Linked DNA regions of Homo sapiens: regions 1 and 2 are each linked to region 3. The links are chromatin contacts, found by Hi-C or POLR2A ChIA-PET in ENCODE. All regions are on one chromosome and are shown on one strand. Each heading gives the region's core, a stretch centred on a gene start or an enhancer-like site at or near the end of the contact. The rest is flanking DNA. Distances are from core to core; before and after follow the strand shown. Region 1 overlaps PACRG (parkin coregulated). Region 2 overlaps QKI (QKI, KH domain containing RNA binding). Region 3 overlaps LOC105378102 (a long non-coding RNA gene).

Region 1 (2,700 bases), core at 130-2,629, 650 kb after region 3:
TAGAATGAAAGCAATGGTTTAAGCCAGACCTGGTGCTTCTGGAAAGATGAGAGGCAGGCAGAGGAGAACGAGGGATTTAGTTTCTGTTCTTGGAGATCCCTCCATGCAGGAGGCATGTGACCTACTGCCTCAAAGTTGTTCTTGGTTAAGAATTATTTTAAGTGCATTTATTCCTCTGAATATTGGTGTTTTTGATGATGTAAGCAGTTTAAGCATGAATAATATGCACACTCATTTTTCTATCTAAACCTCCTTAAACTGTCCCCATGGGATGCTTTCTCTTTCCGGATACCATTTTGTTCAGAACTAGGACGCACGTGTCTATCCCGGTCTCTGGTCTCTTGTCCAGCGATAGCATCCTCCGGGCTGCGTGAACTCAGCTTGGGGCTGTGAAGGGACAGCCGTATATCTTGTCACCGAGGGCCACCGCAATGGGGAGCTGCACCTGACACATTTACATTTCACAAAGATATCTGCCACTCCGTGGACACGGACCAGCAAGAGGCTTGGATGACCTAGGATTCTGATGATGTATTCTCCATTTCAATTCTAGACTGTGTGCAAACTTCATTCTTTCTTCTACGTTCTTTAGTTATGACTATTACAGGAGAAAGGAAAAAATCGAAGGTGAAGGAAGCAAAGACAGAAAGGAAGGACGGTTTGGTGGCCAGAGCGAGGTCTTCCCACGTCACTCCCGGGACGTGTGCTGACGCGTTGCTCCTCCGTCCTGCAGAACGCCGTGGGTCGTGGCAGCAGCTGCAGCTGTTTCACAGGCTGTCCTCCCTGTAGACTAAGCATCTACTCCGCGCTATAGGGCAATGCGAGACAAAAAAGACCCCCGGGAGCTTGCCATCCAGCTGAGGAAGCCTAATTAGCCACGCTTCCTGTAGCATACAGTGGTCACTTTCTCCTCCATGGAAGTATGTCTGGGCCCACGCACCCCACTGCTTCCAGAGCCTCCACGCGCTGTGTGTCCCCCGTGGCGCTTTGCTTGCCACCGAGCCCTGCGTCTTGAGAACTCTGAACGGTTTGTTGTAGTCAAGACACTCGGAGATCCTAGAGACGCGAAAAGCAGGAGGGGAACGTGTGACGGCCACTGCGAGGCTCAGGGAGAATTTAATTCAAATTTGGATTTTTCTCACTCTTACGCTTTGGGGCAATACTGTTAAATGGTAAATATATAGCCATTGTATGAACAGCAATACACAAAGGAGTTATTTGGAAATGAAAGCCTTATTGAAGGCACTGGAAAAATTAAACAAATAAATGTTTCCTTTAGATTGCTCATTCAACATGCCTGAAGTGTTGTTCATTTGATACCGAATAGATGAAGTCATTTATGAACTCTATCTATACTTTTTCGTAATGACTAAGAAAATCCTAAATAGGCACGATTTCAGGAAGGAAGCCCTTCTGCTAATTTTGAGAACGTCCTGGCTGAAGCGGCAGCATCGCACTCTCAAAGGGAACAGCGAGACCACACCGGGGAAGGCAGAGTTGTCAGGTCCACGGGAGGAGAGTCCCGGCCCCAACACGCTCTCCTGCCTGAGATGCCTGAAGAGCTGGAGGCTGTTAGAAGGCAACGAACCAAACATTCTCCCAGGAAACACTAACTTGGGAAACTCCATTAAAAACCACCTGAGTGAATCAGGAAATGGTTAAGAGGTGACTGAGATGATGATAAAACTATCATTACCAGTCTTTCTTCACACTAAATACCTGCTTTCGGAAGCTTGAATTTTATGATGCAACTTGCCAGGCTCAGTAACAACAATGGTTTGTGTTACTTCCTAGGTACACAATAGCTAGACTGTAGAACTGACTGTAGAAATTAGCAACTATCTCAGACAAATACATGACGATTATACTGATAGAACAACATTCACCTTAGCCGCAGAGAGCATGAGACATTGACTCAGGCAGACTGACTCTCTCCACGCACCCAAGGCTGAATGACAGCCATAAAACCAAGGCTCTGAAATAAATAGCTGCGGAGGCCTCGTGGTTCAGCCGCACCGCCATCGGTCTAGGGCTGTGCTCTGGCCGTTGGCATGTGGAGCATTTGCTGCCAGGCGTAGCCACTTTGCACACATGGCGCTTGAGTGAACTCAGGCCAGATCCAAGCTCTTTCCGTACCCAGCATTTGTCGGAATCAAGCCGACTGCAGAAATCGCCTTGCCATGTGTTCCCCACTGGGGCCAGGTAATCTCGCTGAAGCAACACTGAGTGGAATTTAAAAAAAAAATGCTGACAGAAGAAATCAAATAGTTTCTTTCTGGACCAGAAAAGGCATATTTTTGATTCTCAAATGCTGAACTAAAAAATTTCAAGAGCTTTAAGGCCCAAGTAAAAGGATTTTCACCTATTAAGACCTGTAACCTTTGACGTCATCAGTCACAGCTAAAGCTGGCTTTCTTCTGATTGGGTTGCAGTGATGTCATCCGCTGTGGTGAGAGAGAAAGCGAGCCCTGGCGGCCTGGCTCAGGTCTTGGCAGGTTTGTGCAGGTGGAACTCACTGCATTTATTATTATCATGTTTCTTGACGACACTAAGCCATCACAGATTCTCTGTTGGATGATTCTGAATAAATTTTCCTTTTTTTTTTTTTTGAGACGGAGCCTCACTCTGTGGTCCAAGCTGAAGTGTAGTGGTGCAACCTTGGCTCACTACAGCCTCTGCCTCCCAGGTTCAAACGATTCT
Region 2 (2,700 bases), core at 49-2,548, 520 kb after region 3:
AAGTAATATTTTCACCTTCATTTCATAGTTAGGAAAGAGAGATTTGGGGATTAAGTACTTTCACCAAAGACCACATAAAGATGAAAATCTAGCTGACTCCAAAAGCTGTATTCTTTTACTCATACCATTTGGCCTCTCCAGCACTACTGCTCCATCCCCAAAGTTAAATTTGGTTGCTGCTAGAGTGAGTGATCATGATAGTGGGAAAAGCAGTGATGACAGATGGTAAGAGCTAGATAGAGAAGAAGGAAAAGATGGGGCAGTGAGTAGAAATTAGAACTATGAATAAAGTAAAGAACAAAAAAGTAGAGACATATACAATGAGGGGGGAAAGGAAATGGTATATTCAAATTAAAAGTGGAATGAAAATCAGACAAGACATTCTCATTTAAGCTTTTCACCATCCATATTTACTCATCCATGAGGACTTCTAAGATTATTCTAGGCCAGGCACAGTAGCTCACGTCTGTAATTCCAGCACTTTGGGAGGCCAAGGCAGGCAGATCACTTGAGATCAGGAGTTCGAGATCAGCCTGGTCAACATGGCAAAACTCAATCTTTACTAAAAATACACAAATTAGCTGGGCGTGGTGGCACACACTTGTATTACCTGCTACTCGGGAGGCTGAGACATGAGAATTGCTCACACCCTGGAGATGGAGGTTGCAGTGAGCCAAGCCACTGTACTCCAGCCTGGGCAACAGAGTGAGACTCTGTTTCAAAAAAAAAAAAAAAAAGGATTCAGGACGCGGTGGCTCATGCCTGTAATCTCAACACTTTGGGAGGCCGAGATAAGTGGATCACCTGAGGTCAGCAGTTTGAGAACAGCCTGGCCAACACGGTGAAACCCCATCTCTACTAAGAATACAAAAAAAAAAATTAGCCATGTGTGGTGGCGGGCACCTGTAATCCCAGCTACTCGGGAGACTGAGGCAGGAGAATCACTTGAAACCAGGAGGCGGAGGGTGCATTGAGCCGAGATCGTGCCACTGCAATCCAGCCTGGGCAACAGAGTGAGACTCCGTCCCCCACCCCCCCGAAAAAAAAAAAAAACAAAAAAAAACCACGAAGGATTATTCTAGAGCGAAAATTCTGAGTTTGATAGAATAAATTCTTTCGCTTGAACAACAAATATTTGTAGGTGTCTGTCATGTAATACATGCTCAAGAATCTGCTATTATTAATGCAGTAGTTCCTATCTTTCTGTGGTATCAGACACTGTGCTGGAGACACACTGGTAAGCCATACAGCCCTTGCCCATGAAGACCTGGCAGTGGGCCAAGCTGTGGAGGTGAAAGAAGATGAAACTGATGATCTGGACCCTGTGCAGGCCTAGGTTAATGTGTGTGTTTGTCTTCAACAAAAAGGACTCAGAAGTAAAAATTAAATAGAAAAGTTCGAAAACAGAAAAGAGCTTATAGAATAAGGATATAAAGAAAATATTTCTGTACAGCTGTATAATGTATTTGTATTTTAAACTGTAATTGTAGTCAAAGGTTTAAAAAATTTAGAAGTTTATAAAGTTATAGTATGTTAAGGTTAATTTATTACTTAAGAAAAATATCTTTTATAAATTCAGGGCAGCCTAAGAATACAATGTTTATTAAATCCACAGTAGTATCCTAGGACTTTCACACATTCACTCACCACTCACTCACTGACTCACCGAGAGCAACTTCCAGTCCTGCAAGCCCCATTTATGGTAAGTGCTTTATACAGGTATACCATTTTTTATCTTTTATACCACATTTTTACTGTACCTTTTCTATGTTTAGAATGTTTCTACGTTTACACAAATACCATTGTGTTATAACTGCCTACAGTATTCAGTACAGTAGCATGCTGTACAGGTTTGCAGCCTAGGAACAAAAAAGGCTATACCATACAGCTGAGGTGTGTAGTAGGCTATACCATCTAGATTTATGCAAGTACACCCTATGATGTTCGCAAAAGGAAATAGCATAATGATGCATTTATCAGAATCTATCACTGTCTTTAAGCAATGCATGACTTTATGTGTATGTGTATATATATCTTTCTCTTTAAAATAATAATAGTACTGGTCATCAATGTCATTATAAATGATGACTGTGATGTAAAATTATATTCTGGAAATACTGTGTTCTGATAGATCTGAAAGACAGTATCTACTGATCTGATCATTATTTATCTGAAATATTATCTGAAATCTGAAAATGGTCTTTTCCCAGACTTTGTAGGCATAAAAAATACTTAGAAAAGACACCTAACAAATGCTGTTTGCAAATGACTTCTCACATGTAGATCTACTATACATAGCAAAAGGAAGGTAGAATGTAACAGGTTAATTTTCCCAACTCATTTTTACTAAGTTCCTCCTTAAAATTCAACCACATAATCCAGAAAACCTTAAAAGCTACTCAAACACAAACCTCACAGTACATTTAGCTTATGAAAATGACCGTCAAATACTTTTCCAACACTCTTTTTAAAAGGTCAGAGCTTTTTCTTCCAGGATCTGACCTTTTTTGGCTTAACCACTTTTCCGGAGTTTAAAATTAGTTTAACCACAAATGAATAATTTGAGGGAAACAGAGATGGGAGGGGAGGGCATTTTAGCGTCTAATACATATTGACACAAGTTTGGAAGGTATATTTGCATTACCGTAATGTAAATTTGCATAACTATAACTCAAACCCTAAAATAGTTATCTAAACAAA
Region 3 (2,700 bases), core at 90-2,589:
CCTGGAGGAAAAACTTGGGGCACTCTCTTCTAGCAGCTAATAAAAAATAGGACAACACTTGAATTCTACACGGAGAACTGTTTCTTACATTTAGTTGATACAGTAAGAAGTAACCAGCTACAGAGAAATCACAAGATCTGGATTAGACCAGAACATTTGTTTATTAAAATGTAATTTAAGTAATCAGAACCTTGTGAATGTTTCAAACTGGAAACCCTAGAAAATCTAAGTTTTCTCATGAGATATTTTCTAGTAAACACTTCCATTGCCCAGTCACACCTATAAAGTGAGTATGCACCTGTGTATGATCCCATAAGAGCACTTTTAAAGTAACAAAACCACTATAATATGAAGAGTAATATGATAATTTCCTTTTCAAACACTGATTTTATGAGAAGCGCTTGATCCCAAAATACCTGTATGAGACCAGCTCACTCTTTCCTACATAGAATCAATACTTTATTGGCCTATAAATCTAAGATGCATATAATTCTTAAGTCTTCTTTTCAAACACTGCTAACTGTTAAAGTATGTCCATTAAAACTAAGGAAAAATCATTTTTATAAAATATGGATGAACCTATGTCTAAACGAAGATATTCATAAAGATAGCACAAAAAATGAGCCAAGACTCAAATGAATAAAAACTTCCCTGACTATCCAAGTGCCAAGCATTGTGTCTCTCAGCATTAGAATATTAAGAAATAGCCTTCCCGCAGTTGTATGTACAGTGGTATAATTAGAATAAAATTGAAGTATTCTTTGAAACAGAAGCCTTAGAAAAATGAGTGAAGAACATCAGTGGATTTCCTAAACTGATATTCTGCGAAGCACTCTTCCAAAAACATTAATAAATGTGCCACAAAATAAATGCCCATGGTCAAACAAGTTTAGGAAAAACTCTGTTGTACAAAATGCACTTTTCATATTAAAGGCACTGAGAAGTTCTGCAACAAAGAATCATGTTTAATTGTATTTAATCCACCATTTCCAAAATTTGAAATGAGAAAATATAATACCCACCCCACTGCTGGCATACCTTTTATTAACCAAAAGAATCATTTCTTAGGAAATTCTAATTTGAGAAACAATAGATCGTTTAAAGAGATCTGGTATTTGCCTTTCTTACCCAAACTTTCAAAAGGAAAGGAAGTGTATTGAAAAAATAATTTGAGGTTTTATTGACTCATGCTGTCAGTCGAATGCTTTCTGTCCATTTTTTTCACGAATTGGGTATATTCCAGCCTCCTGGTCTCCCAGCCTTGGGGAGTGACCTTCCGTTTCCAGGGGAAATACAGGTGCCCAGAACTTCCAGCAGGGGGCTCTGTCCGCTAGCACTGACTGTGAAGGACTCAAAGCTGGTTCAAGGTTAAGATGGCTCAACAAGTGACGAGCCAGAAATGTCATCTGGCCACTAGGACGCCGCATTATGAAAGTGTGATCATGGTTCAAGAACGTTGCCATGAGGAAAATCTGTGCACGGAATTACTATTATTAGGTTTTATCGTGTGTGCATTTTCAAACATAGTAAGACAGCCCAAAAGGGAAAAAGTAGAACAAGCCAAAAAGTATTTTAAAAAAATAATTATCCAATTATAGGGCTCCTGTTGAAAATATTAAAAGAACTTAAAAGTTTCCCTACATGGTTGACAACTCAAGTATGCCCACTTTCTATCAAAAATAATGCAGAAAATACAAAATGCGAGAGAAAAGTTGAAAATAAATGGAAATAAACTACTTCCATTGAAACAAGGGACAAATATAACTCTTCAGAAATAATGTCTGCAAATGAGAGAAGCACATTGTTTTGAGGAAGCTGTATTTTGATGATGTTCACCCCTATAATCTGGATTATTTTTTCTTAAACTCTTTCTTCCATATCCCCAACATCCACCTTCTCCAGAAGGGATCAAACCAAAGCAAAAACGTGCTGTAAAAGATTTACAAATTAAATTGCTAAAGAATGGAAAATACTTGATTTAAGGTGAAAGCCGCACCACTTTAGCCAGAAGAGTTGGAAAGATGACAAATAAAGTGGCCAAGCAAGAAGATCAAAGGTGCAAAATAGACTTAATGGACACACACAGCTTTCTGCCCTTCCTTTAGTTGCCAGGGATGGTGGCTTATTGAAGGCATACGTAGTATTCCCACTGGGAGAGAAATGTGCAGCATGACAGGTGCAAGTGGCTAGTAAATTACGGCATTTGCAGGAGAGAGGAACACTTTATTCCCTCCCAAGCCTTAGGAGAGTGTATACATAACACACCCCTCATGGGTAAGACAATCAAACGTGGCCATTCTCTTGTTGAAATGCCACAACTATCTCTATAAATAATCCAAAAGAGAAAAGCAAATAGACCACACACTGATTTTCATGTACTCATGTGTTGCTTCTGAGAACATGATTACTTTTATCCTATGTTTTGATCTTACTAAGGATCAATGTTATATAAAGGTGTTATTTCCACATAGCCAGTACTTTTATGTACTTTTCATTTTCCCCAGGAAAGCTACTATTGGAATGGGTACATGATGTACACTGTAAAGTTTTGGCAGGAGGCAGAATTGCAGGGGGATACAATGTAATGTACGTAAATGATAATACCAAGCATTTGCGCTTAGATTGGGTCTCAGTCTTTTCATTGGAAATGTGACTTCAGGGAAGAGAAGCTGAAGAATGTCCATTCCTCTGGGCATACCT

The links. Hi-C counts contacts between places; a loop is a spot of excess contacts on that map. ChIA-PET counts read pairs that join two places held with the same protein, here RNA polymerase II (POLR2A). Pooled maps may share reads with other maps.
Region 1: a map with no recorded cell type shows a loop between it and region 3 (2.5-fold over the local background). The contact joins two enhancer-like sites. A Hi-C loop is called at or near these places in 1 of 168 maps with a recorded cell type or tissue (gastrocnemius medialis), 2 of 37 single-sample maps with no recorded cell type and 2 of 50 pooled maps.
Region 2: a map of esophagus squamous epithelium shows a loop between it and region 3 (5-fold over the local background). The contact joins two enhancer-like sites. A Hi-C loop is called at or near these places in 76 of 168 maps with a recorded cell type or tissue (A673, B cell, CD14-positive monocyte and 53 more), 29 of 37 single-sample maps with no recorded cell type and 32 of 50 pooled maps. POLR2A ChIA-PET finds 5 or more read pairs at or near these places in 1 of 52 experiments (A673).

Annotation. Positions count from the first base shown.
Region 1 is chr6:163,308,575-163,311,274 of GRCh38, reverse strand. All of the region lies in intron 4 of PACRG (parkin coregulated), which reads right to left. It overlaps PACRG-AS1 (PACRG antisense RNA 1), which reads left to right. Exons shown (of 6, transcript NR_028390.1): 6 at 305-1,290. Among named protein-coding and RNA genes, the nearest start is that of PACRG-AS1, 15 kb to the left of the region's middle. RefSeq lists an enhancer at 801-2,000. Within about 2 kb of position 1,379, at least 3 of the 41 ENCODE cell types and tissues checked have a DNase peak (open chromatin) inside an H3K27ac peak, as active enhancers do.
Region 2 is chr6:163,437,694-163,440,393 of GRCh38, reverse strand. The region is part of intron 1 of QKI (QKI, KH domain containing RNA binding); the gene reads right to left. Among named protein-coding and RNA genes, the nearest start is that of QKI, 24 kb to the right of the region's middle. Within about 2 kb of position 1,298, at least 5 of the 41 ENCODE cell types and tissues checked have a DNase peak (open chromatin) inside an H3K27ac peak, as active enhancers do; they include heart right ventricle, left ventricle myocardium inferior and psoas muscle, where a contact is called at or near this core.
Region 3 is chr6:163,955,435-163,958,134 of GRCh38, reverse strand. The region is part of intron 4 of LOC105378102 (a long non-coding RNA gene); the gene reads right to left. Among named protein-coding and RNA genes, the nearest start is that of QKI, 540 kb to the right of the region's middle. Within about 2 kb of position 1,339, at least 4 of the 41 ENCODE cell types and tissues checked have a DNase peak (open chromatin) inside an H3K27ac peak, as active enhancers do; they include heart right ventricle, left ventricle myocardium inferior and psoas muscle, where a contact is called at or near this core.